2 separate regions of the Homo sapiens genome follow, and region 2 is linked to region 1. The links are chromatin loops, found by intact Hi-C in ENCODE. Cell type or tissue: endothelial cell of umbilical vein. All regions are shown on one strand. Links, peaks and the distances in the headings refer to the core of each region. The heading gives the core; the rest is flanking DNA.

Region 1 (16,796 bases), core at 6,000-13,999:
AATTTTCCATCAAATGTTGAAAATTATTAGCTCTCCATTTCTCAAAATTAAGTTATTACATTATTATTATTTTTTTTTTATTTATTTATTTATTTATTTATTTATTTATTTATTTATTTATTTATTTATTTTGAGACGGTGTCTCGCTCTGTCGCCCAAGCTGGAGTGCAGTGGCGCAAGCTCGGATCACTGCAACCTCCGCCTCCCAGGTTCAAGCCATTCTCCTGCCTCAGTCTCCTGAGTAGCTGGGATTATAGGCACCCACCACCATGCCCGGCTAAATTTTGTATTTTTAGTAGAAACAGAGTTTCACCATGTTGGCCAGACTGGTCTCGAGCTCCTGACCTCAGGCCCGCCTTGGCCTCCCAATTCACCTTACATTTATATGTTATGTTACACCTGCATTACACTCAAATGCTCATTCCATTTATAAAATACCAGTTTTGTCCTCTAGTAACTTTTAATATAAAGAATACCTTATAGTTGTTCTTCGTTTTCTTTTCCTTTCATTTGCTCCCACTTTTTCATTGTACAAAGCTATAATGTGGAAAAGAGAGATAATTACAAACACAAAGTAGACTTTTTATAAAAAACGATCTGATTTGGATTTCAAATTTTCTTCATAAAACAATGCAAAATAAAAATGCTAGACATTTTTGTCTTAAATTTTTGCAGTCTTTTTCTATTACAGACCTTAGAGAAAAATCTCAACGCAGAAATAAATATTAACCTTGCAAAGACACTTTCTACAAATAATATCCTCACTTTACTTTTGTTGGAATGCTTGCTGTAAATACTCTCAAACCTCACTCTTTATCAGGCTCTGACATTTGTATGAGTAGATAATTTTAGCTCATTAAGTTGCATATCTAGCAATTGCTTATATTATTTTCTTGGAAGACTGGTGTGTGCAAATGTTTTGTGTACACTAATATTAGGATACAAATGTGATTCATATATAATTTCTCTAGTATAAAAGAGAGGAAAAAAATGGATGTGTAAAAAAATAAGTATTTTACCCCTTCATGCTGATGCCAACAAGCTTTCCTTATATAGGTTATTCTATCCTCAATAAATTTATTTCCACACTTACATTGCCCTTCCTTTTTTGTTGTTTGTTTTAGTGTGATATAACAAAATGTTTATTTTTCATCTCAAAGAGAAAAGGCGGAAAAAAACCCCTCAAACCTCCTGCTTTAGCATTAATCCTACTTATTGAAGCCATTATTTTTAGGTTAAAACACAGCACAGCCTTCAGAGACACAATTTAGTACCTCCTACTTGCTCAGCTTCCTCCAGCCATTTGGATAATATTGCTTTCAGTTTGCATGCATTTTTAAAGCTGAGCTGCAGATTTTCAAATCGGCAGATTGTTGTTTGACTGAATTCAGAGCCATGCACAGCTGCCAGGGCCTCCCCAACATTTGTCTGGGTGTATCCTGTGAAGGGACAATAAAGACCATCAGCTCCAACTTTCCAGGAAATGTTAATTTTGGTTCATTGTCACACAAATCTGTGTATCTTTGTCAACTATTACACACTATTTTTTAACTATATATTCTTGGCAAATCAGAATTATTTAGTAAGATTCATTATACTTTGAAGTACTTGTGCAATACTTCAAAACATATTTCTTCTAGTTAATAAATTACTTTTATCTAGTCACTGAAAGAATTCAGATAGAAACATCTGCCATTCATAATATTTAACCAGTGTTTAGGTGTGTCCTAAACACTTCATAAGGCACTTGAAAATTATGGCTTTTTTATCATTATTGTTAGTTATCAAATAATATATGCTCAAAAAATTTTAATATATTAACTATAATGCATAAAATATACGGTTATATATCATAACATTCTTATTTCAACTCTAAAAGATTCAATGATATTGTTGAAGGGTACTAAATAAAACTAAGAATTATGTCACTTTCCCTAAAACCATATTTATTAAGAGGCTATGATTACACATTTCATGTATACTTCTGAGCCCATTTTATAGTTTTTGATAATGCCTCTGTCTTCAGACTAATGATCCTTATTGTTTGTCGCAAACATTTTTAGAGTACAGCTGAAATAACATATAATTTGAAACATTCACAGTAATATAGATAGAAAACTGAAAATGAATTTCACAAAGATTCCTACTACTGTGCTTATCACATGTAATAGCTACATATTATTTCAGGACCTAAGGCTATATACCTATATGTATAAAATGGTTGCATATGATGCCCATCAATAAATATTCTTATTACATTATCTATTGTTCATTCTGCAAGTGCAGAGGTTTGAACTATTATTTCAATCCATTAAAAAAATACACAATTTTATGCAATTTAACCAAAGTCAATTGTTATAGTTGTTTTATTTTAAAAACACTTCAGTAGAAAATGAGCAAAGGCTCTGAACAGATAGTTCACAGAAAAGGAAATATAAATGATTGTCAAGCATATTAAATAATATACTTTACACTCATAATAAAAGAAATTTTAAATGAAAAAACAGTGAGATGTCACTTTGACCTGTCTGATTTGCAAAGATCTAAAAGATTAACAGCATATTTTTTCTTTCAACCACCATTTATTTATTTTGTGTTATAGTTATACTCTTCTAGATGCTGGAGATATCATTAAGGAGAAAATAAAAAGAAATAGATTTTAAAAACTCATGCCGTTTTGGAGTTTATATAGCCTGAGGATGGTGAAAAAGATTCTCATGGTAGTAGTAAAATTTGGTACAACTTCTCTAGAGACCAGTTTGATAACATCTATCAAAATTACCAGTACACATACTTTTGATCAAGCAATTGTGCTTCTAACATTTTTGCTGCGCATATATTTATATGAGTGCAAAATAACATTTATAGGGTTAATCATCGTGGTATCGTTTTTATCAGCCAAAGATCAGAAACCACCTAAATTTCATCAGTAGAGGACTGGTCAAATAAATTGCAGTATATTCATAAAGTGGAACTTGACAGCCCCACAAAGGAAAAGGAGCTCTAGAAAAATTACTACTGAAAACTTCAAATAATACATATGTTTGGCACAATACATATATTTCCATATATATTTACTTATATATCCATGAGATATCATTGGAAAGATACACAAGGAACTAACAACGATATACAGAAAAAGCAAGCAGAAGGGATACATGTCACTTATACTCTTTTGTACTTTTGAATCATATAAATGTATGGCCTATTCAAAATTTCAAATAAAATATAGATAAAAATGGGCACTTCAAAACTAATGTTGAGGTAAGTTTTGAAAGAGTATTATTAATTTAAAAATTATGTATTTAGGCTCTTAAGAAATTATAAGGAAACAAATGTTTTTGGAGGATTTCCATAACGACTAACTACGTCCACAGTAGAGATGAAGAATGAGAATCATCTTGTACTTTTTAGCAATATATAAGAGATTTAACAGCAATAAAGATTTGCAAACCAAGTTCTTTTTCCTGTTGCCTTTAACAAGCACATACCTAATTTAATTCGTCTCACTTTAAATTCATTGGCAAACTTTTCAAGTTCTCTGATTTCTGGAGAATCCATGTCTATTGGCTCTTCCACCAATTTACTTTTCCGCCTGAGTTCCTGCTTGAAATCAGCAGCTGTGGGGTCCTCTGCCAGAAGAGGCTGGTGTATAGGAGGAAATCCATGACTCAAGGTGTGGTCAGGAAATTTATAAAGACAAGGGGTTAAACTACCTGTGAGTAAACAAAGAAATAAAATGAAAAAGACCATTTGTCATTCTCCTTATTTCTATATAAGAAAGGGTTTTGCCTGACTTAGCCCATTATTCTGCTCTAGCCTGTCTCAGTACTTACAAGGTTACCTTACATTCAGTCTTCCGAAGAAGGAGTCAAAGTAGCTTAGTAGAATTGAGATTATTTGTCTTCTACCTTCTCCAGAGCAGCAAAACCAAAGATAGGGTTAAAGGAAAGAAGCAGGGGACTGCAAATAACTAAAATAGAAACAAACAACTTCTCTCAGAAGCATACATTTTCTATCATGTTTTTCTCTTAAATGACACCTATTCCTGGGAATCTGAGGTTGAACTCTAACCAGAGTCTATGCATTGAACTCTGTTTTCTTAATTCATTGAATAAATAATGGGTGATGTTTGTTGTGATCATGGCACTAAATGCTTCGGCTAAGTGCTATGCTGAGAAGTTTTCTTGTGATTGGGAAATTGATTTCACAATATAAAAACGCCCCACTATTTAATCAGTAAAAACTTGATTTTATTAAGAAATAATCACATCTTTTTTAATTAAATGAAGGTAGGCAGAAAGAGAATGATGAGAATATAAAGTATATTAATATGGCTAAATAGGCTTGAGGAGTGATTAAATATTAACAAAAGGTAACCTTAAAAGTTCTATTAAAAAGTCACTAACAAGATTTCTTGAAAAATATACAATATAATAGAATAATTTCTTGATTATTATTTAAGGAAAAGCAAATATAAGAAGCAAGAAAGTTTGCAACTTTATATATGATAAGTGATTACCGATAAATGGTAAAGCATTGACTCTACTGAGTGGATATGTTAAATCACAAAAAATGTAAAAAGGTCTGAAATTATTACACAATTGCTTCCAGATTTCCTTTTTCATTGGAAGAGTCTATCTCAGTTGGGAAGTATAGGTGAGAGGACAGTATATAAGCCAAATTCCAACACATTTTGTTTCTTGTTTTCTTTATCAATACATTACAATTTTTATCGACAAAGATTCTACTTCAATTTATATTAAATGACATGTCTAGTGTGCCTTCCATATCCATGGGTTCTGCATTCATGGATTGATGCAACCATGAATTAAATACACTTAAAAAATAAAGTAAAAAATAACAACACAAGAATAAAAATGATACAAATAAAAAACCCAATACAGTATAACAATTATTTACATAGCATTTACATTGATTTAGATATTATAAGTAATCTGGAGATGATTTAAGGTAGAAGATGTGCCTAGGTTATATGCAAATACTACACCATTTTATACCAGGGACTTGAGCATCGAAAGATTTTGGTATCCTTGGGGGTCCTGGAACCAATGTGCCACATAGAAGGATGATTGTATAAGCAAGACATTTTTATATAAAAATATTGAGTAATTAATCATTTTCTTATAAATATAAATATTTTAAAATAAATTACTATGGAATACATGCAATAATTATTCTTAGAAACTTACTGGAAAAAAATGCATCAAGAGTTCATGCTACCTATAATTTCTCCACACATACATTCTCAAATCAAAGACATGAGTAATAATATATTTTCCAGAATACAGAAATCTTACATTAATATATCAATATATAATGAGCAAAGAATACCGTAACTCAGCAAATTGTTGGTTTATATTTTTTATATAAAAATATGTAATCATAAATATGTAGTTATTTATTTAATTTAATTTATTTATATAAAATTTATATTTTATATAAATTTAATTTAATGTATTAAATTTTATATAAATTTAATTTAATGTATTATTTATATAAAATATGTAATTATAAATATATAATTATAAATGTGTAATTATAAATATATAATTATAAATTTATATAAAAATATGTAATTATAAATATGTAATTATATCTAATAGGGTATATTATTTTTTCTAAAACAAAGTAAACATACAAATGAGAGATTAAACAAATTAGCATAACATAAATTTATCTGCTCTAAAGCTGGGAAAAGATGTGAAAGAAATTATTTTTGTCTTTAAAAAATTCCTGCTACTTTTACAAACCAAAATTATCCAGGTTTACTTTTGTAAAAGTCAGTTAACTATCCATTTTATGCTTTATTGTGTGGCATCTTGATCAGACAAGAGAACATTTTTAAAAGCAATTTTACCAACTTTTCTTTTATTATATAGCTTTTCTTGAAAATATTTATTGCCGTGGGGTTTATTTTTAGCTTTTTATTAATTTTAATTTTCTGCTAAATTAAAAGAAGGACTAATAGATGTAAAAGAAAATTGATGACATTTATGTTATCATTTATTTAATCTCATATTTATCTGAAGACTTGTTTTGTGCTTATGCTTTCAGAATTGATTCTCACATATATTTATAAAACCTTCACTTCTTTGATTATTTAGGTCCATCAGGTATCACTTAATACATTTAATGATAAAATACCCTGAGAAAGAGTACAAAGAAAAGCCAGGCTACTGTTAGATTTTGTACATTTAACATATTTTAAGACACTTTAGATAACTCATTTAACCTATGTCAAATTATGTTTATTTTATATAAAAAATTTGTGTGTTTTTTACTTACGCATACTAAAAGGTCTAAATTTGTTATCAATTATTATTATTATTTTCAATTTCTCTTGCTGATCATAATTATGTACTGCTACAAATCTTCTATGCAACACTTTGTGTCGTGTTAATTTCACATTTGTTATCATCTTTATCCTTATACAAAAAATGAGTCAGGAAAGATATATATTTTTCCCCATAATTTACAATGGAGGAAATTTAAGTAGAAAGAAAGTAAATAACTTGCCTCCAGTGCCCAACGAATTAACTTTGCAGTTTAAACCAGAACTAAAGTCTAATAAGCATTGCAGTAAGCCACATCAAAATCATTGCCCGGTTCATTCTCCAGGCAGTCTATACTCAGGCAAATTAAATAACTTCTCTTTAAAAGGTTTTCTCTGCATTTAAACACCTTTGGCTATATTAAACAAACACTGTTCCACAAAAATATTACAATAAAATATATATAAAGTGTGTCATCCCTGTTTCCGTAAAATTGTTTATTTGTTTGTTTGCTTATTTATTCTTTATTTTTAGAGATGGGGTCACACTCTGTCTCCTAGACTGGAGTGCAGTGGTAAAATCTTAGCTCATTGCAATCTCAAATTTCTGGCCTCAAGCCATCCTCCCACCTCAGCATCCTAAGTAGAATCTACAGGCATGCACCGCCATGCTCATCTACTTTTTTAAATTTTTTGCACAGACGGGATCTCACTATGTTGCCCAGGCTGGTCTCAAAACTCCTGGCTTCAAGCAATCCTCCAGCCACAGCTTCCTGTAGTGCTAGAATTATAGGTATAAGCCACAGAACCCAGCCACAAAAATTGAAAGGTAGTTTATACATTGTAAGTACTCTGGGAAAGTGGACACGCAGAAAACAAATTTGAATGGAATCCATGAAAAGTACACAGAAAATACCATGCTCCAAGGTTTGGCATCCAGAACAAGAAGGAAAATGTGATGTGTGATACATTTTTTATTTTTTTCCCTTTCCCTTTTTTTTTTTTTTTTTTTTTGACACAGCGTCTCGCTCTTGTTCCCTAGGCTGGAGTGCTCTCGGCTCACTGAAACCTATGCCTCCTAGCTTCAAGCAATTCTCCTGCCTCAGCCTCCCTAGTAGCTGGGACTACAGGTGCCTGCCACCACACCCGGCTAATTTTTATATTTTTTAATTTATTTTTTATTTATAATTTTTTATTTAGAGACAGGGTTTCACCACATTGGCCAGGCTATTCTCGGACTCCTGACCTCAGGTGATCTGCCTGCCTCGGCCTCCTAAAGTGCTGGGATTACAGTTGTGAGCCACTGCACCTGGTTCACTTTCATTTTTCATTGCATGAAAGTATCTACAATTATCTGCAAGGTCACAGATTTCCTGGAACTAACTTCACACAGAATTTCATCACAACAATTTAAAAGAACAGCCAAACGAACCTCTGTTTCTAGCATCTGAGCCTGCATTTGGGGGAGTGTGGAGAGTGATTGGGATGATATGTATAGCAATATGTTTTTCAAATCTTTTTAAAACCCAGATTACTGCAAAAAGTAGGAATAAGATAAAAGATGTTGTGAGTCATGTGTGACAGAGGTCTCATCAACATTTTCTGAAACATGGATAAAGAAAAATTATCTTGAGGCCTGGACAGCACACACACACATAGCTCAGAAGTGTTTGCACACTGTAGTTCCAAATACATTTTCACATTGAAGATTAATTCACCAGAGCCTTTCTAAATTGCTATGTATGCATTTCTGTGTGACAGAGGAGAGAGAAGAACAGAGGTAAATCTTTTAAAGCAGGCAATGGGGGTCAGAGATAGGGATGCCTTACTAGGCGCTGACTCAATGTACCATAGCATGGGGCAAATTGATCTTTGCAGCATGTGGTTAGCTGACAACATCATCTCACGTTACTGGCTTGATGCCTTAAAAAAACAAACAGGGGAAGCAGAGGGACATAGTAAAATACGCCACCCTGCTGTGCTTGTAACATGCACAGGAACATGTATCTGAATATTTCCATATATTCCCCTCTGTTGCTTAGGCATAAAAATTCAAAGGAAATTATAAACTTCCACTGTGATCTTTTCACTCTTGTGCATTGGTAAATCCTATCCGTGTACAACTGGGGCCTATTGCCTGTGTTTGTAAATTAAGTTTAATTTGAAATGCCTATTTCTTTACACACAGGCTGTGACTGCTTTCCTACTACAATGACAGGTTGAATAGTTGCAACAAAAACTAGAAAGGTTGAGATATTTACTGTCTGGTTCTTTACAGAAAAGGGTTGCCAACCCCTAGTCTGGAAGTGAAAATACATCATGTTACTGCTACCAAAAGACCTTTCACGATGTGGAAGCAAAAGATCTTCAGAATTACTTGTTTCCTTAGAGTTGTTACAACCAGAACAATTTAGGGCCAAATAAAACAAAGAACTAAACAAAAGAAGTAAATTAAGAAAAAAAAATTTCAAATTTCAAAAAATGAAAAGATGGGTTCCAAAAATAGACTAGACTATTTCTCCCTGTCAGTTGCCAGGCTGATTTCCGTTTTCTTCTGTATTAGCCCAGGCAGCAAGAATATTTTCAGCCATAACAATCTTTTCTTTTAATATCCACTTCTCATGAAAAAGAATTGGATGCTCATCATCTTGTTTAAGTCCCAAGAGTTTGGGACTTAAACAAGTTTGTTTGTTTTGTTTTGTTTTGTTTTCCCCTTGAAATTAACTTTTAAAGCAAGGACTTTCACACTACTTCTTGGTTTGGCCACTACATCATGTAAAGATGGTGGGTTTAACATTTATTACAGTGAGGTTGATTTGCTGTTTCCACAGGACAGCAGAAAGGGTGAACCCCCATTGAGCTTGTTTCCTGAATTGTACTCTGCTTCAGATACTGGAGAACAGAAACAATCTCAGAAACCCAAGAGTCAGAGTTTTGAGAACTTTTTTTTTGATACTTTGTTTTGTTTTGTGTTTATCTAGGAGAGACTTTGAACAGCATCTGTAATTCTAGGTTTTCTATTATTTGTACTGTAAGGTGTTGATTTGAATTCTCTAAGTTCTCAGGAGTGAAAGGACAGAAGGAATTTAGCTGCAAGAGTACGTGAAGAGAAGGGCAAAAGAGAAATCATTTTGAGCTGACACAAATTTGCTACTACTCAACCCCAGTAGAGTTGTAGTACCCACCACAACGTAGATATGAAGAGATTGGAACTCAGAGGTGTTAATCACTTGAACAATGTTAGTAATTAGTTAATGGCATGGATAATTCATTACTCCCAATTAGTCATTCTCTTTATTTTGCCTGCACCTGGACTATTACGTACAGTGGATTCATCTGATCATTAAAATTCTACCTACCAACCTGACAAAATATTAGTTATAGCTCTTCTTTTCCTGTGAGTTATTAATTTAATGAAATGCTCAAACTAAATGTAAGCATCAGAGTATGAGTAATGAAATAACCATATGAAAATAAAGTAATTTCACATATTTTAGAAATATAGTTCTTCCTGTAGCTTCACTTTTATATAGAGTATGTGACACCGTGTCGTTGTTGTTGTTAAGACACTTCTGTGGATTGTGTGCAAGGGGCTGATTTGATTAATGACTTAAGACTTCTCAGAAAATTCAGATGACATAATAAGGTTTCTATTGTGTACTTTATACATTTGTCTCTTATTTACCTTTTCTCTCTTATTTCTGAATTGCTGTATTTTGTAACTCAATTTATGCAGCTTTACTGGGGATAAAGTCAGGAGAGTTCAGATTCTCTAAGATCTAATCTCTCATGAAGCAAATGCTAATACTGAATTATGTCCCAATATAGACATTCTGACATTTAAAGCATATCACATTTTAACAAAATTTTTGAGAGGGATTTAACAATCCCTCTCAAAAATATTCAAATATCTTTGTGCTTGTGATGGTGAGTTTTTCTTTCAGTCACAGAATATATTTAATCTTAAGACCACAGTGATAGCTCCAGACCTTGGTGTAAGTCTTCTGCTCTTGATGTCACTAAGACAGGGTTTTGAATCATTTTGAAAGGCTCTTCCAGGGGTCTTTACATTTTAATTGAAATGAGGAAGAGGTTCGTGGAAGAGGGTTTGCTGAGTTCATGCTGGAGGAAACTTGTATCAGAAAGACATGAGCTGCCAACACTCTCAATGTGAACATTGGCATATTGGCTCCAGTCCTGGAAGCAGTAAGGGTGTTAGAATTCTGAGGCCAGCTGCAAACTCCCGAGGCCAGTGGTGGCCCTCTCTGATTAGGCAGGGTGGGAGTTGGTAGCAAAAATTATCTGAAGGTATTTGGGCCAGAGATTATTGGCCCCTGCTCTGTGACTGGTTTTAATCTTGGTGCCAACCTCAATCAACTGGCAGGGACTGCCTCTGTGCTGGGTTAAGAGAGAAACTAACAATGTACCTTGGTTCCTGGGAGTTCCTCTAAATGAACTGTAAGGTCTTTCCTCCAGGAAACAGTGGCATGTGTTTGTCATTTCCTGTCTCATAATCAAAATGCTGTAAAGGCCACAGAAAGCAATCCACCCGCACCTCCAGTAGCTAAACGCATTTATTTTACTATTTTATAATGACAGTAGTTCATCATTGAGGAGGGCTATTCTCATTAACCATGAATACTAATTAAGCATGTTGATCATAAATAATCAATTTTCAGAGAGGAAGAAAAAATATGGCTTTAATTCTTAATTTTTAAAAAAAGACGTCAGGATTTACAGGTCATTGTTAAGAACACCAGTCTTCATTTAACCATAAATGTTAGGATACTGGTTTATTCAGAATGTTGCTTGATAGAATGTAGGAGAAGCTCATATTTTTCTGGATTATTATTTTAAAGTTTTAATGTTCTATTTAGTCTTACATGGACAAATTTTGAGATATCAAAGGTTAAACAATTTAATTAAAATTAAACTATTTGCTCCATTTTACTTGAAAATTATAGGAATAAATCAATATTTGTCTGCGGTTTTTTTTTTTTACTGCTTATCTGTATCATAACAAAACACAAGTCAATTAGAAAAGATTTCCCTAATAAGTGATTCCTTTATCCACAGTTTTTCCCTCAGTATCACACACATACACACACACCATGCACACGCACACACACATTTACTCACACAGTTTGTCATCAATAAGAATTCTTTTCCTGCTGTAGTAATAAAGATAAAATATCAAAGAATTTCTTTTCTTTTCTTTTATTATTATTATACTTTAAGTTTTAGGGTACATGTGTACAATGTGCAGGTTAGTTACATATGTATACATGCGCCATGCTGGTGCGCTGCACCCATTAACTTGTCATTTAGCGTTAGGTATATCTCCTAAAGCTATCTTAAAAATAAACCAACAAATGAAAATCCTGCGCATAATAAAACTGTGTACTTTTTAAAAACAATTAAAATCTTATGTGGCCATGCCATGAAATTAAACAAGAATTTTTGATGAATAGATCTCATAAGCCAGATCTACGCATTCCTCAAAAACTGTGCTTCAATGCCTTTATAGAAGGATCAATAAGCAGGTAGCCATAATTGATACAGTCATACTTCACTTACCTATAGGAGAAAAGTATGTAACTTCAATGATTTCAATCTCACTTAAGACTCACTCAGAAGCAATTCAGAAAGGGCTGCTAAAGCCTGAAACAGCTATCACTAAAGCCCCTACCAATCACTCTTAGCTTCAATCAATGTCTTATTTATGTTTATGGACCAAAGGTCCAGAAGAAATATAATGATGAGGGGGGGTGTTCTGTAAACCTGTGCTGTCTGATATGGGAGTCGCTAGCCACATGTGGTTATAGAGCACTTGAAATGTAGCAAGTGCAACTGAGAAACTGAATTTGAAATCTTGTTTTATTTTACCTAGTTTACATTTAAATTTAAATAGCCACACGTGTCTAGTAGCTACTATATTTTTAGTGAAGGTAAGCCTACCAATAGCATCATGTTACAACTAACAGTTTGACGATAGTGAATTTCAATAAAAACCATACAAAGCAAACTCAAGAAGCACAGCAGTTCAGAGATACGTAAGTAGGGAAATTAGGTATAACCCCTATGGTCTCTGTGGGTGTCACAGAGCAGGAAACAAGAAGTGGTGATTTTTAACAGTAATTTTCAAAGTTAAGAAATCAAATTTCATGTCACACTCTGATCACAATTCTTTCAGGCCCAGAAAATCCATCTAAGTGTCCCCAAATTCAATAACATGTAAAAGACAACTTTTCTTACCTGCCATCACTCCATAGGTTGATGGCTGGTTTCCATAATGACAGGAAGGAACAGAATAATGAAGTCCTGTTGCTGTGTTTCCCAACGTTGTCACCGAGAAATGTGTGCACAAACATTTAGGAGTTTGGATCAAAGACAAAATAGATGGGACTGGTAAGAAAATGTATAAGGATTCAAGACACATTCGTTTTATTTCAAAAATACACATTTATGTGGTTCTTAAAGTTACATGCCAATATGTTTTTCTCATTTTGGGTAAGTTCTCTGACGAGTAGGTTAAAACTAGGGGGGATCAAAGTTTGTCTCATGTAACGAGATAATAAATCATCAAAACGGACTTCATTAATTATCCTGTGCTCTGTGCTATGGCTACGAGTGCCCCGTGAAGGGGTGACTGACCAATTTAGACCTTGGCCCTTTGGGAGTTGCAGAATGCTTGTTGGTTCTGTTCAATGCAGACATTGCAACTCGCCGACTAGAAGAATAGTCCTTTAAAATTCTTGTGTTGCATGGTATTATAAAGCAGTCTGTATGAATGAATACAGAAATTCACTCTTGAACAGCGTATTTTTGCTTATTTGTCTAACAAATTTGTTTCATCAAAGTGGAAATGGCAGAGCAAGTAGCCTTTTATTAGATACAATCATAAAAATCTCACTGCATTCAGAGTGCTATTAAAAACCTGTAACAATATATGATCTATTTATTTTGATGTTGAAACCATGAGGTTGTTAGTTGTCTGCATATACACAATTGATACAACCATTCTAATGATAAAGCTGGTCAAAAAATGAGTTCATTCATTGAGTGACTTAATATCCATAAAGCCATAAAGCCGTACATAAACATAACCGTTCATAAATGGTTATATGCTTCAGGAAATCAATGTGTATTTTGGAAGTAAACTGGAATTATTAGACTTTTATCAAGTTTTAAACACAAATCATCAAGTTGATAGGGAGCACAAAATATTGACAATAAAACCAATATTTCCTTATATATTTTATTTTCTCAATTTTTTCCTTCATATTCTGAATATATTGGTTAATTTTCATAAATTAATTTTCTTGAATAAATGAGATATTATAAAGTATGGTTAGAATCCTTTGAGAATACCAATATACAAACTAGTGATTAAAGACATGCCTTTCTTCATAAAGTAAAATAAATTATTTTAAAATAGAGAAAAATCTTTAATTTTTAAAAATCTGTATACATTTTTATTTTATAATTAATAGCTCAAAAGAACTAAAGTCATTTTGCAATATAATGATTACATATAATGCATTACTGTGCATTCCAAAATTAAGCAAATTATCATTAAACATATTTAATACTCAAGTGTTCCCATTAAAGTCAGTGTTTCTATAATAGTTCCTTAGACAATTAGATGTATATGATTCAAATTTCATTAAAAAATTATAAATCAATGCTATTATCATTTAAAACATTTGTAGGTCACTTTTATTAATTATAATTCTTTTTTAATTTTAAGGCTTAAATAATTTTTGCTTTTCAGATTTTAGGAAGTTAAATACAGGATAGGCTAATTTACTAAATAAATTGTTACTTATTTTAAAGTAAATAAATGGCATTTTGAGTATAAAATTAGATTTTACTAGATTATTACCTCGATTCTGAATTGTATTTTCATGCTGGCCAAATTATCTTCAAACACAGAAATAGTGTATTATTCTCATTATTCTCAATCTATAGGATGACCTACTATTTAAAATATGTGATTAGCTATGTGGTAATTGCTTAGATTTATTTATAGCATATATTTTTGATAAAAACTATTGTGTCTTCCAAAAATTATGTTGGAGGATACTTCCTGTATTACCCTTTAAATTAAATTACAGAAATCTTTGGCGGATTCCTGAAATTTAATTTAAAAGGTAATATTGAAAAATCTCTACATTAAATGATTTTACCAAAGTCTAAATATCTGACCTCTAGATTCTTTAAAATCCACCAGAAGATTGGTGCCAAACTTACGCATGTATTTAGAAAATGCTTAATAATAACAAAAGATAGAGCTTAAATCCTTCAAATCAGAATAATGTATCAACTCAAACTTTGATTTCTAAATGTATATAATTTCATTCCTAAATATGAGAAAAATTGCATTTAAAACAAGTGGAAAGTGAATATTATATTGCTATTCAATGGAAGAAATTTACCCAATTCAAGTCTTTCTCCATTTGTAAATCAACTCTAAAACACTTTGTTACTGCATAAAGAATGAACACACTGGCAAAACATATGTATTTGGCTGATTGTGTTGAGCCTGTGAATTCTTAGGTTTAATTTTTGTTCTAAAAAGTTATGTGAGATAAATGTTAAAACTTAGAAGTGAAGTAAGTCTCTTCAGAATGCAATTTTGAGAAAATTTACCTTAGTTAATGGGCTTTAAATGTCATGTTATTTCTTGCTATAATTTCTGTATCTTATGCTAAAATATGTTAATTAAAACTCTATTTTATTCTATGAAATCCATTGTTGTTGATATTCAGATTGTTCTGTTGTGTTTAATATAAGGTTTATAGCTGTTTTTAGATAGTAAATGTAATTTAACAACCGAATAAACCTTTAAGATAAAGAAGTAGCACCTTTTAAATATTGTTATTTTATAATATTCATTTCATTTGCTCCTTATTCTATAAATATTTCCATTAAAAAGGTTTTTAGATTTAAAATGTCCAAGTTCATTCTTTTCTTATGTAGAAAACAGATTTTCTTCCTTACAACAAAGCCAACAGTGATTTTAAATTACTACACTTACTAATATTTCTTTAAAATTTATTTGGCATGTTGGCTTTTTAGATATGCTTAATGCTTACTTCACTTAAGACAAATTAAATTGGAGGGGTAAAATGAAAGATGCAAAGAGATTATTAACTATCAAGATTCAAAGCATTCATTCTGAAATATTTAGGCCCGGTCATATGTAAACTGTCATAGGAGTCAGTACCTGTAGACATCACATTGGTGGCATGGTTGGAGACTGGTAGACACTCGGCAGCACTGTGATGCATTATCAGAGGCAGAGTTGCAGAGGCGTCAGAATTCAGAGGTATAAAGGTATCAGCCGAAGTAAAAGCTTGGCAACTCATTCCCACAAGAGAGTAGAAAAATAAGGAGAACCGCTGCTCCCCAAATCAGAGTTTTATTATATTACTGTCTCAAAGGGCCGATTCAATTCTCACTACCTGCATATATACATCAGGAAGGCTCTGAGGCACCAGGAGGGTGCGCGCTAGTATTTATACTGCAAGGAAATCCCTTTATACATGTTAATAGTCTTTTCCCAGGAGTATTGCTTTATCAATCTGAACCGTCTTCCTTTTTTACCCCAAACATAATCCATGGCAGAGAAGGAAGCTGATTCTGGGGTATAGATGGAGGGGAAGGGAGAAATCTGAAACCTTATTTGACAACTTCAGTAGTTCAGACCTTTTAGAGAGGAATCAACAATTTTGAAAACACGTCCCTCAAAAAAATAATGCCACAATCAATTGAAAAATAGTAGGTATCTTTTTGCTACTAACACAATTGCAAATGTATAAATATGAGATTTTTTTAAACAACTTCTCATTAAATCTGCGATAAAACATGAAACAAAAGAAGTGCATAGTATTATACATAATTTTAAGAAACAATATTTAAGATTATGAGAGAAGCATATAATACTAAACATGAGAAAATATGTTGTCAATTAATGATTCATACTCAAAAATGCACAGCTTTTAAAAACGATGACAACCAATATAAGTTTTACTATATTATAAGTGAAAAATGGAAAAAAATTGGATAAAATGTAGTAATGATAGGTTGGTGCAAAAGTGATTGCATTAATGGCAAGAACCGCAACCACTACTGCACCAAAGTTAAATACAACTAAGATATGGGTAATTGTTATCTTTACCTCGATTTCAATTCACTCAAGAACCCAATATTTAGTAAGCTGTTACTAGATGCTGACAGTATTCTAGGTATTTATACAGTTACGTCATGCAAATCTCACAACATCTATGTGAGTTATGTACCTTGCCATTCTCACTAAGCTAGACTCTGTGCCACAAAGCCTGAGATAACCATGGTAGTTGCTAACTAGATGCAAACTTCTCACACAAAATATATTGACTTTATATGAGAATGAAAAAAATAATATGCTACAGCCAACTATTTCAAAGATAAATAACAGCATCAAAACTTTACAATGATCATGATTTATGAGTATGTA
Region 2 (16,796 bases), core at 5,788-13,787, 130 kb after region 1:
GTCTTAAATGTATATTATCTTCTCTGCCACCATAATAGAATCAAATATGTTTTCTTCTAAGCTATAGGTTTACATGAAAATTGTTCATTAGTTAGGAATTTCAGTATTGAGTTATTTAGGTCACAACTTCACTGACTTAGATTGTTTGGCAAGGTATTAATTTATTCAGCAAATGTCACTGACAGACTATACATTAGGTGTAAGGTGAGAATTAAGTGGTGATCAAACCAGAGGTTTTTCTAGCTTTATAGCACTTACAGCTTATTAGTAGATAAAAATTGAAATATTCACATCAAGAAATGTACAATTGCTATTCCAAAAAATCCTATAAAAGAGAGATATATGCCTGCATAAGACCCTGTAACAGGAGAATTTCATCTGGTTAGGAAATTTAGATGAGGCTTTTCCAAAGAAGTGACACTAGAATGAGATTTGAGGAATGAGAAGTTAAGTCAATGGTGGGTGAATGTAATTTAAGTAGGAAAGCCAGCATATGCTAAGGACCTGTACCTGGTGGAAGTATGTGAGGTGTGAAGAGTAGATAAAGGGCAGCTTAGCTGGAGCAAAGTCATAAGAAGGAGCAGGGTAACATGGTTGGCTGGAAAGGTCAGCAGGGGCCAAACCCTTCAGAGACGTGCAGGTCATGACAGTAAGTTTTACCTGTAGGCTCGGTATTGTGGGATTGCAGCTCTCCCCCTCCCATCCCCCCAAAATGAGAAATCATTAAATGAGATTGTCACATACATAAAGTTTACTCTGGCTATAGTGTGAAGAATAGGTAAAAATCAGGGTAAATGCAGGAATGCCAATGGTGAGATGGTAGCTTAAACTGAATGGGGGCGGGACTAGAAGATAGGCTTGGAGAAATTTGGAAGGAATTTGAATTTTCAGGGAAAATTGGCATCACATTGAGATTGGTAAGGCATGAGTATTGAGATGTGATAAGTGCCTGAAAGGTCTCCTAGTTTCCTTGCCTTTGGTTTGGATGCAAAGATGATGGTTCCATAAACTGAGATAGGAAAAAATGGAGGAAAATAAAGTTGCAGGTTATTTTAGTCTGCTCAGGCTGCTACAACAGATCTGGGTCCTGGTGAAGACTCCCTACCTGTTTTACAGACGGCCACCTTGCTGTGTCATCACATGGCGGAGAGAGAGAAAAAGATCTGGTCTCTCTTCCTCTACTTATAAAGTCACTAATCCCATTGGGGGCCCCACCCTCATGAACTCATCTAAACCTAATTATCTCCCAAAGGCCCCACCTTCGAATGCCATTACATTAGGGTTAGGGCTTCAAGGTATGAATGTGGGGGAGTAAATACATTCAGTCCATTATACAGGTAGAGGAGGACTATGAACAACATCTTGAATGTGAGGCTCTTGAGATATGCCAGTGGAAATGAGGAAAAGGCAGTATGATACATATCTGATCTCAGAGGAGAAATTTCATCTAGAAATATGAATTTCTTAAAAGAGATTACTTGGGCTTTAAATATTTTAGATTTTTTTTTTGATAAAGGGAAAGGACCTTACTTTTATTGGATAGCATATGTAGATAACAATATTGGGTTTCAAGCTTCCATCTATTCCCACAAGTCTTTGAGGTCTATTATTACTTCTATTGTATAAATAAAGACATTGAGCATCAGAGAATTTAATTTGCCTAAAGGTATTCAGAAAGTGAAAAGTCGGAATTGGACAACAGGCCTTTTAATTTCAAATCCTAGATTCTTTTCCTTCAGTTAAGACAGTCTTGGGTGCCTTGAAATATTTATATGTACCTAAACACTTTGCTTAAGCATTTCCAATACTCTATATTGCATTTTTAAAAATTATTTACACAATTCATGAAAAAGAATGTGCTAAGAAACAGTATACTTAATTCTAATCCTTTTTAAAAATTCTATACATTTTAAAGAAATAGACCATTCATTTGACTTATGAAAACCCATTTTTTCCATCTTCAGTTTCACATGATAGCAGAAAGCCAAGTGAGAGAAGCTATGACTAGAAAAAGAAATTTCAAATCTGCTTTAAAGAGGCAAGTTTGTGATTACTTTGCATACTGATGGAAAGCATTTTTGATTTATCCAAGAGATGTGACCCATTTATTTTCTAATTTTTGAATTTTTTTACGGACTTATCTTTGCCAGTATACTAAGACCTTTTCAAGGGCAAGGTTCTTGTCTTGTTTATTATTCTTGCCTTCATTGTTATATCACTAATATTTATGACTATCTCTGGTGTATTAGCAATTACCCAGGAAATGCTGTGGATACATAAACTGGATTCTGAACATCCTTCAAGGTGATATGTGACCACGATTTTCATGGGGTTTCTCTAACTATCCTAACTCATAGCCACCTCTTCCTTCTCTAAATTCTTAGTCTGAATCACATGTGTAATCATAAGTGTATGTTTTGTTCTAATTATTGTATTATATTTCTGTTTCCTAACAACGAAATTGTTAGATCCTTAAGTAAAAGGACCACATGTTATAATTGTTTTGGTTATTAGTTCATTGACTGAAACTTTAATTGTGAACATTTAGTAAATCCTACTTTTTTCTGTCTAACCTTTTCTAACTCCCCCAGGCTAAGCTGATGAAATGATTGCTTACTAGCAACCAAATTGTTTAGTTCACAATTGAATTTCTGTCTTCTTGGTTAGATTTTTATCTCCTCAACGGTAGATATCTTAGAGAGCACTTTGTTGATTGTAAACGGCAAAAACAAACTAGAAACATTTTCAGAAAACAAAGAATGTATTACAAGGATGCTCGCTGGGCCCAAAGGTAGCAATAATGCCGGACTTCAGAAATAACTGGAAATAATACTGCTAATCCCTACAAAAATATCTCTAAATATCAATTTATCTTATCTGGAATCATCTCTGAATTTCTTGCTCTCATTAGATACCTCTTTTGTCAGTTTTCTAATCTACTGGGTAGAAATTTGTCCCTGGACATCTTTGGGGATTTAACCATTTCTGCCTGGCTTCACAGGGGTCCTTTGGGAAGGCAGCCAGAGGCACTGGGAAAAGGCCAGAAGGAAAAGGAAATCTCCAGCTGAACTTTGTAACAATTTGAACTGATCGAGAAGTCTCCTGACCAGAACTTGGGGGAGGGCATGAGTCTGGTGTGCAGATTCCAAAGGCTGGGAAAGAAGGAAAGCTATACTTGCTTTTGCAACTGGGAGGCGGGTAGCCTGGGGCAAATTCTCAGCCCTGCTTGCCCACTGCCTGGAAACAGTCTGGTGCTGTTGTAGGGGCATGGTGGGAGTGACACTGGCCCTTTGAATTGCATGGGAGTAGGGTGAGGCCTGTGACTGCCGGCTTTCCCTCACTTCCCTGACAACCCTGAATGACACAGTTAGAGACAGCCATAATCGTCCTAGGAACATAACTCCATTAACCTGGGAACCTCATCCTCATCTCTCACAGCAGCCGCAGCAAGACCCACCAAAGGAGAATCTGAGCTCAGACATACCTAGCCCAGGCCTTACCCAGTGGTCTTTCTCTACCCACCCTGATAACTGAAGACAAAGGGCATATACGCTTGGGAGTTCTAGAGTCCTGCACACCACCTGTTCCTCCGCATACTACAGTTGATGCTCTCTGGAAAGCACCAACTCCTGGCAGGGGGCCAACCAGCACAAAAATAGTGCATTAAACCACCAAAGCTAAGAACCTTCACAGAGTCCATTTTATCCCCCTGCCACCTGTACCAGAACAGGTGTTGGTATCCATGGCTGAGAGACCCACAGGCGGTTCACATCACAGGACTCTGTGCAGACAACCCCCAGTACCAGCTCAGAGAGTGGCTAGATCCAGAAGAGAGATAACAATCACTACAGCTTGGCTCTCAGGAAACCACATCCATAGGAAAAGGGGGAGAGTACTACATCAAGGGAACACTTGTGGGACAAAAGACTTTGAACAATAGACTTCAGCCCTAGACCTTCCCTCTGACAGAGCCTACCCAAATGAAAAGTAACCAGAAAAACAACTCTGGTAATATGACAAAGCAAGGTTCTTTAACACCCCCAAAAGTAACACTAGCTCACTAGCAATGGACCCAAACCAAGAAGAAATCCCTGATATACCTGAAAAAGAATTCAGGAGGTTACTTATTAAACTAATCAGGAAGGCACCAGAGAAAGGTGAAGCCCAATGTAGGGAAATCCAAAAAAAAAAAAAAATGATACAAGAAGTGAAGGGAGAAATATTAAACGAAATAGATAGCATTAATGAAAAACAAAACCTCAGGAATAAATGGACACACTTTTAGCAATGCAAAATGCTCTGGAAAGTGTCAGCAATAGACTAGAACAAGTAGAAGAAAGAAATTCAGAGCTTGACGATAAGGTCTTCAAATTAACCAAATCCAATGAAGACAAAGAAGAATAAGAAAATATAAACAAAGTGTCCAAGAAGTCTGGGATTATGTTTAGCAACCAAACCGAAGAATAATTGGTGTTCCTGAAAAAGAAGAGATCTCTAAATATTCTAAAATATATTTGGAGGAATAATTGAAGAAAACTTTCCCAGCTGTGTTAGAGAACTAGACATCCAAATACAAGAAGCTCAAAGAACACCTTGGAAATTTATCACAAAAAGATCTTCACCTAGGCACATTGTCATCAAGTTATCTAAAGTTAAGATGAAGGAAAGAATCTTGAGAGCTATGAGGCAAAAGCACCAGGTAAACTATAAAGCAAAACCTATCAGTTTAACAGCGGATTTCTCAGCAGAAACCCTACAAGCTAGAAGGGATTGGGGCCTTATCTTCAGCCTCCTCAAACAAAAAAATTACCAGCCAAGAATTTTGCAGCCAGCAAAATTAAGCATCACAAGTGAAGGAAAGAATACAGTATTTTTCAGACAAACAAATGCTGAGAGAACTTGCCGCTACCAAGCCAGCACTACAAGAACTGCTAAAAGGAGCTCTAAATCTTGAAACAAATCCTGGAAACACATCAAAACAGAAAGTTTTTAAAGCATAAATCTCATAGGACCTATCAAACAAAAATGCAATTTGAAAACAAAAAACCAAGGTATACAGGCAACAAATAGCATGATGAATGGAATGGTACCTCACATCTCAATAATAACATTGATTGTAAACGGCCTAAATGCTCCACTTAAAAGATACAGAATTGCAGAATGGATAAGAATCTACCAACCACTATCTTCTGCCTTCAAAGACACACCTAACACATAAAGACTCACATAAACTTAAGGTAAAGGGATGGAAAAAGATATTCCATGCAAATAGACACCAAAAGGAGCAGGGGTAGCTATTCTTACATCAGACAAAACAAACTTTAAAGCAACAGCAGTTAAAAAAGACAAAGAGGGACATTATATAATGACAAAAGGCCTTGTCCAACAGGAAAATATCACAGACCTAAATATATATGCATGTAACACTACAGCTCCCAAATTAATAAAACAATTACTAATAGATCTAAGAAATGAGACAGAAAGCAACACAGTAAGAGTGGGGGCCTTCAGTACTGCACTGACAGCACTAGACAGGTCATCAAGACAGAAAGTAACAAAGAAAGAATTTGTTCTTTAAAGTATCCCTGGAACAAAAGGACCTAACAGATATTTACAGAACATTCTACCCAAAAACAGCAGAATATACATTCTATTCAACAGCACATGGAACTTCCTCCAAGATACACCATATGATAGGCCACAAAATGGGCCTCAATAAATTCAAGAAAAGTCAAATTATGTCAAGCACTCTCTCAGACCACAGTGGAATAAAACTGTACATCAACTCCAAAAGGAAACTTCAAACCATGCAAATACATGCAAATTAAATAATCTTCTCCTGAATGATCATTGGATCAAAAATGAAATCACGATGGAAATTAAAAAATTATTCGAACTGAACAATAGTGACAAAACCTATCAAAATCTCTGGGATATAGCAAAGGTGGTATCAAGAGGAAAGTTCATATCCCTAAATGCCTACATCAAAAAGTCTGAAAGAGCACAAACAGACAAACTAAGGTCACACTTCAAGTAACTAGAGAAACATGAACAAGCCAAACCCAAACCTAGCAGAAGAAAATAACCAACATCAGAGCAGTATTAAATGAAATTAAAATGACAACAAAAAAATTCAAAAGATAAATGAAACAAAAAGCTGGTTTCTTGAAAAGATAAATAAAATTGATAGACCACTAGTAAGACTAACCAAGCAAAGAAGAGAGAAAATCCAAAGAAGCTCAATTAGAAATGAAATGGGAGATATTACAACTGACACCACAGAAATAGAAAAGATCATTCAAGGCTATTATGAACACCTTTATGCACATAAACTAGAAAACCTAGAGAGATAGATACATTCCTGGAAAGATACAACCTTCCTAGATTAAATCAGGAAGAGTTAGATACTCTGAACAGACCAAACACAAGCAGCAAGATTGAAATCGTAATAAAAATTACCAAAAAAAAAAAAGTCTGAGACCAGACAGATTCACAGAAGAATTCTACCAGACATTCAAAGAAGAATTTATACCAATCCTATTGACACTATCCCATAAGACAGAAAAGGAGGGAACCCTCTCTAAATTATTCTATGTAGTCAGTATCACTCTAATATGAAAATCAGGAAAGGACATAACTAAAAAAGAAAACTACAGATAAATAACCCTGATGAATACAGATGCTAAAATCTTTAACAAAATACTAGCTAAGTGAATCCAACAGCATATCAAAAACGTAATCCACTATGTACAAGTGGGTTTCAGACCAGGGATGGAGAGATGGTTTAACATACACAAGTCAATAAATGTGATACACCACATAAACAGAATCAAAAACAAAAATCTCATGATCGTCTAAATAGATGCAGAAAAAGCATTCAACAAAATCCAGCATTGCTTTATGATTAAACCAGAGCCAACATAATATTGAATGGGGAATAGTTGAGAGCATTCCCTCTGGAAACTGGAACAAGGCAAGGATGCCTACTCTCACCACTCCTCTTCAACATAGTAGTTGAAGTCCTAGCCAGAGTAATCAGACAAGAGAAAGAAATAAAGGGCGTCCAGATCAGAAAAGTGGAAGTCAAACTGTTGCTGTTTGCTGATGATATGATTGTTTACCTAAAAACCCTAAAGACTGCTCCAGAAAGCTCCTAGAACTGATAAAAGAATTCAGCAAAATTTCTAGATACAAAATTAATGTACACAAATCAGTAGCTCTTCTATACACCAATGGTGACCAAACTGAGAATCAAATCAAGAACTCAACCCTTTTTACAATAGCTGCAAAAAAAAATACTTATGAATATACCTAATCAGGGAGGGGAAAGACCGCTACAAGAAAAACTACAAAACACTGCTGAACTGAAAGAAATCATAGATGACACAAACAAATGGAAACACATCCCATGCTCATGGATGGGTAGAATTAATATTGTGAAAATGACCATACTGCCAAAAGCAATCTACAAATTCAATGCAATTCCCATCAAAATACCATCATCATTCTTCAGAGAATTGGAAAAAACAATCCTAAAATTAATATGGAACCAAAAATGAGCCTGCATAATGAAAGCAAGACTAAGCAAAAAGAGCAAATCTGGAGGCATCACATTACCTGATTTCAAACTATACTATAAGGCCATAGTCACCAAAACAGCATGGCACTGGTATAAAAATATGCACATAGACCAACAGAACAGAATAGAGAACCCAGAAATAAACCCAAGTACTTACAGCCAACTGAGCTTTGACAAAGCAAACAAAAACGTAAAATGGGGGAAAGGACACTCTTTTCAACAAATGGTGCTGGGATAATTGGCTAGCCACAAGCAGGAGAATAAAATTGGATCCTCATCTCTCACCTTATACAAAAATCAACTCAAGATGGATTAAGGACTTAAATCTAAGACCTGAAACTATCAAAATTCTAGAAGATAACTTTGGAAAAACCCTTCTAGTCATTGGTTTAGGCAAGGATTTCATGATCAAGACCCTTCATATTCTAATGGGGAGTTTTAACTATCTTTACTTTGGAAAATAGAAAAAAAAATCATTTCAAAAATCCTTGTAATATTTTTAAGACTTCAGAATTTAGTATGAATAAACATGAAAGGAATCTGAATTGTGTCCCTTTTGATTTTATTTTTAAATTTTAATTCCAAGTACAATCTTCTCCAGCCTGTGGTGTTCAAAAGCACTGCTATAGAATTGTCATTTCAAAAGTGTATCTTCTCCAAGAAAACAGTTTTAACTTATATGCATCTTTTTCTCTCCCCTGAGGAGAATTCTAAGCAATGCCTTCTATACTAAAACTAAATTGATTGCATCCAGATTATCTTGCTGCCCTGCACCATTTTACAGGCTCTGTGATTATCTGCAATTGTGAGCAGAAAATACCATTTTTCTGTGTGCTCCCTCAGGTTTTCACGTAGTTATGATGCTGAGGGTGGTGACCTTGAGTTCTCTTAGTCTACAGCTATTGCCACAATCTCAATGTTTTCTTAACATATTTATTTTGTGTATATACATTTCATATAATATATTATGTTATATATAACATGTTATATGCTGTATAACACATAATTGTTCTACATAAACACATAAAGTAGTATATGTTTACATATATATGTATTGCTAACTTAAAATGTTTGGCTTAGGAAAATGCCATTTCCTCATTGGTGGACCTCCTGCAGAGGGGGTCATGGCAGGCTTGGAGTTATCTCAAATGGTACATTTTTCCAATGTAAGGCCTGAAAATGGGAAAGCTTTTTTTCTTTTAACATGTTGTAAGAATAGAGTTTATTAATCTGATAGTGCTATATTTGAATGCAAGCAACAAAAAAGGTGTTTAAGTGAATTCACCCAGTAGAGGTTATTTTTCACATATAACAAAATATCTAGAGGCAGGAAGTTCAGGGGCTCAATAAAGACACACACACACACACACATACACACTAGAAAACCTTGAATAGGATTCAACTGTTCACCTCAGCTCTGAGAGTGATAAATGCTTTCTGTGTAGTAGCTGTTCTTATGTATGGCTAACCTGGACTTATTGGAGAAGAAAAATTGTAATTTAGCTGGGGGATGATAAGGCTAAGGAAAAGCTATTATAGACATAAAATTCACATTTATCAATAGCTAGAGGAATTAAGGACACAAGAAACTACTTAACTCAATCATTTCTTAGCATTCCCGCTTGTTTGAACATTTTTTAAAAGTCACTCCTTAAAAAGTAAAAAGATATGTTTATCAGACAGAAAGAGGAATATTTAATGGTGCCAAGAGTCTACCCCTAGACATAAGTCTCGAGTACCAGATATTCTCTGTAAAGAGGGAGTGGTTGGTGATAAGTGCAGTTTAAGTGTTACCCCTGGCCAGGCATGGTGGCTCACACCTGTAATCCCAGCACTGTGGGAGGCCTAGACAGGAGAATCCCTTGAGCCTAGGAGTTTGACACCAGCCTGGGCAACATAGTGAGACCCCATATCTACAAAACTGTTATTTTTCAATTAGCTGGGTGTGTGATCGTGTACTTATAGTCCCAGCTTCTTGGGAGGCTGAGGTAGGAGGATCACTTGATCTCAGGAGTTCTAGGCTGCAGTAGCCATGATCATGCCACTGCACTCCAGCCTGGGAGACAGAACAAGATGACATCTCAAAAAAAAAAAGTGTTGCCTCTAAGACATTTTTATTTCTGTGTATCTGGGCTAGTCCATAGATGCTAAAAGGGTAAGCTAGGTGAGGAGATCCCATTTAGTAGAGATCCCCTGCTTATCAGTTCTTCATCCTGCCTCTTCCCTCATTCCATTGCACTTCCAGAAACCAGTCTGTAGCACCTTGGTCCATCTCCTCAAGGTTGTTAGAGCAAATACTTCACATTATATTTTTCTGCTTCATTTATTCTTTATACACATTGATTAGAAGTCAGATTCTAATTATTATTTGCTCACCTATTTATCTTGCTTGTGAGACAATGTTTAGTAACCAGAATCCAAACCATCTTTGCTTTCAGATCAGCAATGTTTTTCTCATTGTGGTGCTTTCAGTCCGTAAGAATGAAACTTTGTTTGCCTTTCCTTATTTCTCAGGAAGAACAAGTCATTAAGATAACTTTAAGAAATTCCTTATGCATTCTTCAGGGGTGATGCTTTTTTAAGGTTTTTGGCATTGATGCTATTGGTAAAATGTACTGGTTTATGTATTAGTTTACGGTTGTCTTTGTTATTCTTGGTATTAGCAAATTAAAATTTGTTGAGGCTGTGTATGTAAGACTGTTACCTTTATTTGTGTTTTCAGTGTGAAGCATATCTGGTCTTATCTAAAAAAAATCCAGACAATATTAAGAAAATCGGACAAGTAATAAAGCTAGTCATTTAGAATTAGCTCGAATAAAGTACACTTTTAAGTCCAGGTTTGGGGGTCCAAACTGCCACCACCATGGAATAGTAAAAAATGCATGGAGGATTCAAAGACCATAGGTTGGGGCTGAGATGCTTGTATTAGCAATGAGAGGCTAACAGAAGAGAATGATAAGATTAACTTAATAAATTCTCACATTTATCTTAAAATCTTCATGTTACTATGAAGTTCTCATAATTATTATTGTAATATATTTTATCTTATACTGATCACATTTCTTTATTATTAAACACTTCCCTTTTATTGTATATTTATTTCTATTTTTTCTGTGATAAATAATGCCTAAATGAACATATTCTTGTAAATAGGTTTTTTTTATTTTATGTATGAGTTTTTCTTTAGAGGACATTTCCAGAAGTCAAAGGGTTCAAATGGTATAAACTTTGTTTTAATCCCTTTAAGTGCATTGCCAAATTCCCATTCAAAAAAGAATTTGCCTCCAGGAAAAAACATAATTTCACCATACCTTGTTTAGCATTGCACTCTATCATTTGTAATGGGTTTTATGTATTTTACATTAGTTGAATCAAAGCAATGGATAAGTAGTAAATGTACTCAAATGGGAAGAGCATCTGCACATTTACGGCTTATTAGATATTTCACAATTAAGAGATTTCATCTGCAAGGCCCTTGTTAAATGTCTGTTTGTTGTTTTCTGTATTCACACGATAGTCAGCTGTGACCTAAGAGGTATTGCTCAATCATTTTGTGATTATGGTTTTCTTTGAAAATCTGATAAAGAGTATCAACAATTTCTTAGAATTATGGACACATTCACAGAGACAACACACACACACATAGAATTAAATATTATTTCAGGAAATTCATGTATTACCTCATGTTTCTTCATTTTAATATCCTTAACAAAGATGATGAGCTACGAGTAGGTTAAGAGTGAAGGAGAGGATAAAAGGAAACACCTCTAGCTCTGAAGTGTCTGCAGAAGATTAGACCAGGCCACGTGGGACTCAGCAGTGGAGATATTAAGATCATTAAATCAGTCTGAGGATTTTTCTGGATTTTCTGGTGGAGGCCAGGGTAACTAGAGAGAAGAGGAGCCACTGAAAATAAACACAGTTCCTCAAATTTAGTCATACTCTGGACTTAACACCAGAGTTAATTGATATGAAGCCATTCTTTGCTATGTCTTTGACTCTCCAGTTTTCAGCCATAGGACAGTGTTTTAAATATAAAGGAGCTAGTTTTAAAGTTGTGGTGCTCACTTTGGAGTATCTGAGAAAGCCGACTAACTTCCTCACTCTTCCCGTGAAGCCCCAGTCCTCCATACAGAAGTCATTATTTGGTGAAAGACATTAAACATCTACATCTACAATAATGAATTATTTGCATACTAATGAGATGATCATCTATTCAATGTTTCCTATTCACACATTTTCTTTTCGCTATTTTTTTTAATCTGCAAAAGTTTTAGAACATTCTAAATAGTTACATGAAGTATTTTCAAGTTAAAAGAAACATATGATGTCATAATAGTTTAGTGAGTGAATCAATCTTATTGTCTGAATGAGAAAAATCCCAGTCTACTATTTGGCTTAATAGCAAATAAAAGATGCTGCTTGAAATAATTGACTGAACATAAAAAAGGAAACTATATTTATGTTTCTGGTGTTTTATTATATAATGTGTAACTACATTCTTCACAACTGTGCTTTAAAACCAATATTATTATTGTATTAAATAGATTTAAGGGATACTTTCTATTTGCTAAAGTCACAATATTATCAAGTCAGTAACTTGACGTAGTGAAATTATTTATATTGTTAACTATTGTTAACATCTTACTTCTAAAGTTGTTGGGGCAAGAACAGAGGAAAATGCATCAGACGTGGGCTGTAGTCAATTGAAAAAGTATTTTACAATCATAGTGTACTATAGATTTGGTGTACAAATAGCTTATGATATTTACTTTTTTTTTTTTTTTTTTTTTTTTTTTTTTTTTTTTTTTTTTTTTTTTGACAGAGTTTCTCTCTGTTGCCCAGGCTGGAGTGCAGTGGCCTGATCTCAGCTCACTGCAACCTCCACCTCCCAGGTTCAAGTGATTCTCCTGCCTCAACCTCCCAAGTAACTGGGACTATAGGCATCTGTCACCATGCCTGGCTAATTTTTGTATTTTTAGTATAGATGGGGTTTCACCATGTTGGCCAGGCTGGTCTCAAAATTCTGGCCTCAAGTGATCCACCTGCCTTGGCCTCCCAAAGTGCTGGGATTACAGGCATGAGCCACTGCACCTGGCCTGATATTTACTTCTTAAGTTCTTCTCAATCACTGCAATACTTAGGTACAACTGTAATAAGATTTTGCATCTGTTTATTCATTCCAAAGTAAATTATTAGCAAACAGAAGAGGAAAGAAGTAGTCCTGTGTACAATTAACAACAATTACTTCAAAAGTGACAAATGGCAACCTGACAAACAGAATAGAGAGTAAAATTAAAAAGCAGAACAGAATTACTAATCCACACAATGCAACCTTTGGATGCTTAAATAATCATGCAAAATCATCAAGAAAATGCGTTTAGTATTCTCATTCTGAGGATGCAACAAAGAGCATAAAATGTTTTATAAACATTTTAATTCAACACAGATAAAATACAAAAAAAATGTGGACACTACAGTGCATATGCCTCAGGTATTTGGAAAATGTCACTTACGTAGAATATCTCAGCATTCCTTATTGATAAGGTACTATTGTATTTATTTTTATTGTATTTATTTATTTTTGTTTTGTTTTGTTTTGGAGACAGAGTCTCACTCTGTCACCCAGGCTGGAGTGCAGTGGTGCCCTCTTGGCTCATTGCAGCCTCTGCCTCCCAGATTCAAGCAATTCTCCTGCCGCAGCCTCCCAAGTAGCTGGGACTACAGGCGCACACCACCATAACTAGCTAATTTTTGTATTTTTTTTTAGTAGAGATGGGTTTTTGCTATGTTGGCCAGGCTGGCCTTGAACTCCTAACCTCAAGCGATCTGCCTGCCTCGGCCTCCCAAAGTGCTAAGATTACAGGAGTCAGCTCCCACACCTGGCTTAAGTACTATTGTATTTAAAACTAAAACTGTGTGTGGTTTTACAAGAAAATTAAAGCTTGGAGAATAATTAGCTAAATATTTGAGCCAATCTTCAATCAATAGAATACAAAGTTGAGGACCTTTCAGTGGAAACCTTACAAGCCAGAAGACATTGAGGGCCAGTATTCAATATTCTTAAAGAAAAGAAATTCCAACCCAGAATTTCATATGTGCCCAAACTAAGCTTCATAAGCAAAAATAATGTCCTTTTCGGACAAGCAAACGCTAAGGGAATTTGCTACAGACCTGCCTTACAAGAGTTCCTGAAGGAAGCACTAAATATGGAAATAAAAGACTGTTACCAGGCACTATAAAAACACACTGATGTACACAGACCAGTGATACGATAAATCAACCACATAAACAAATCTGCAAAATAACCAGTTATCATCATGATGACAGGATCGAATCCACACATACCAAAACTAAACTTAAATATAAATGGGATAAATACCCCAGTTAAAAAACACAGAGTGGCAAACTGGCTAAAGAAACAAGACACATTCGTATGCTGTCTTCAAAAGACCCATCTTACATGCAATGACACACATAGGCTCAAAATAAAGGGATACAGGGAAATCCACCAAGCAAATGTAAAACACAAAAAAGCAAGGATCGCAATTCTAGTTTCTGACAAAACAGACACTAAACCAATGAAGATTAACAAAAAGGCAAAGAAGAGTATTAGGATATTAGCTAAGAAAATTAAAGCTTGGAGAATAATTAGCTAAGTATTTAAGCCAAATATTTGGTTCAATTCAACAAGAAGGTCTGAAATATCCTAAGTACATATGCACCAAACACAGCATAAAGGGTTCAATTCAACAAGAAGATCTGAAATATCCTAAATATATATGCACCAAACACAGGAGCAACATGATTAATAAAGAAAGTTCTTACAGAACTTCAAAGAGACACAATAATAGTGGGAAACTGTAATACCCTTCTGACAATATTGGACAGATCATCAAATAAGAAAGTTAACAAAGATATTCAAGAGCTAAACTCAGCAATGGATCAGATGGGCCAGATAGATATCTACAGAACTTTCCACCAGAAACAACAGAATATAAATTCTTCTCATTGCCATATGGCACTCACTCTAAAATCAATCACACAATCAGAAGTAAAACACTCCTCAGCAAGTGAAATCATAACAGTCTCTTGGACCACAGCACAATCAAATTAGAAATCCAGACTAAGAAATTCACTCATAGCCATAAAATTACATGGAAATAAAATAACCTGCTCCTGAATGACTCTTGGGTAAATAATGAAATTAAGGCAGAAATCAAGGAGTTCTTTAAAACTAATGAGAACAAAGATAAAATGTACCAGAATCTCTGGGACACAGCTAAGGCAGTGGTAAGAAGAAAATTTACAACACTAAAAGCTCACATCAAAAAGTTAGAAAGATCTCAAATTAACAATCTAACATCACATCTGAAAGAATTAGACAAGCAAGAACAGATCAACCTCAAAGTTAGCAGAAGACAAGAAATAACCAAAATTAAAGCAGAACTGAAGGAGATAGAGACACGAAAAATCATTCAAAAGATCAATGAATCCAGGAGCTGGTTTTTTGGAAAAAAAAATAGTAAAATAGATGGACCACTAGCTAGATTAATAAGGAAGGAAAGAGAGAATATTCAAATAAACACAATCAGAAATGATAAGAGGGATATTACCACTGACCACACAGAAAAACGACAATCAGACAATTATGTGTCTTGGAGTTGTTCTTCTCAAGGAGTATCTTTGTGGCGTTCTCTGTATTTCCTGAATTTTAATGTTGGCCTGCCTTGCTAGATTGGGGAAGTTCTCCTGTATAATATCCTGCAGAGTGTTTTCCAACTTGGTTCCATTCTCCTCGTCACTTTCAGGTACACCAATCAGAAGTAGATTTGGTCTTTTCACATAGTCCTATATTTCCTGGAGGCTTTGTTCATTTCTTTTTATCTTTTTTCGCTAAACTTCCCTTCTCGCTTCATTTCATCCATTTGATCTTCCATCACTGATACACTTTCTTCCAGTTGATCGAATCGGCTACAAAGGCATGAAGGAAAAAAGTTAAGGGCAGCCAGAGAGAAAGGTCTGTTTACCCACTGAGGGAAGCCAATCAGACTAACAGTGGATCTCTCGGCAGAAACTCTACAAGTCAGAAGAGAGTAGGGGCCATTATTCAACATTCTTAAAGAAAAGAATTTTCAACCCAGAATTTCATATCCAGCCAAATTAAACTTCAGAAGTGAAGGAGAAATAAAATCCTTTACAGACAAGCAAATGCTGAGAGATTTTGTCACCACCAGGCCTGCCCTACAAGAGCTCCTGAAGGAAGCACTAAACATGGAAAGGAACAACTGGTACCAGCCACTGCAAAAACATGCCAAATTGTAAAGACCATCGAGGCTAGGAAGAAACTGCATCAACTAACGGGCAAAATAACCAGCTAACATCATAATGACAGGATCAGATTCACACATAACAATATTAACCTTAAATGTAAATGGGCTAAATGCTCCAATTAAAAGACACAGACTGGCAAATTGGATAAAGAGTCAAGAGCCATCAGTGTGCTGTGTTCAGGAAACCCATCCCATGTGCAGACACACACATAGGCTCAAAATAAAGGGATGGAGGAAGATCTACCAAGCAAATGGAAAACAAAAAAAGGCAGGGGTTGCAATCCTAGTCTCTGATAAAACAGACTTTAAACCAACAAAGATCAAAAGAGACAAACAAAGCCATTAAATAATGGTAAAGGGATCAATTCAACAAGAAGAGCTAACTATCCTAAATATATATGCACCCAATACAGGAGCACCCAGATTCATAAAGCAAGTCCTCAGAGACCTAGAAAGAGACTTAGACTCCCACACAATAATAATGGGAGACTTTAACACCCCATTGTCAACATTAGATAGATCAACGAGACAGAAAGTTACCAAGGATATCCAGGAATTGAACTCAGCTCTGCACCAAGCGGACCTAATAAACATCTACAGAACTCTCCACCCCAAATCAACAGAATATACATTCTTCTCAGCACTACACCACACTTATTCCAAAATTGACCACATAGTTGGAACTAAAACACTCCTCAGCAAATGTAAAAGAACAGAAATTATAACAAACTGTCTCTCAGACCACAGTGCAATCAAACTAGAACTCAGGATTAAGAAACTCACTCAAAACAGCTCAACTACGTGGAAACTGAACAACCTGCTCCTGAATGACTACTGGATACATAATGAAATGAAGGCAGAAATAAAGATGTTCTTTGAAACCA

Evidence for each region. Peaks named below come from ENCODE experiments on the same cell type or tissue, not always from the same donor. Only the 100,000 strongest peaks of a DNase experiment are listed, where the experiment ranks them.
Region 2: a loop joins it to region 1, with 5 times the contacts of the local background. A loop is called at or near these places in 1 of 110 quality-filtered maps.

The regions. Positions count from the first base shown.
Region 1 is chr3:87,260,797-87,277,592 of GRCh38, forward strand. POU1F1 (POU class 1 homeobox 1) reads right to left here and starts at 15,788. Exons shown (of 6, transcript NM_000306.4): 1 at 15,525-15,788; 2 at 12,551-12,622; 3 at 3,492-3,716; 4 at 1,275-1,439; 5 at 477-537. The coding sequence starts at 15,666. RefSeq lists a silencer at 12,256-12,305. In endothelial cell of umbilical vein, for the core only: no CTCF peak of the experiment used is centred there; a DNase peak (open chromatin) is centred at 10,755; H3K27ac peaks cover 1,099 bases.
Region 2 is chr3:87,387,315-87,404,110 of GRCh38, forward strand. No RefSeq gene overlaps it. Among named protein-coding and RNA genes, the nearest start is that of POU1F1, 120 kb to the left of the region's middle. In endothelial cell of umbilical vein, for the core only: no CTCF peak of the experiment used is centred there; a DNase peak (open chromatin) is centred at 10,047; H3K27ac peaks cover 1,602 bases.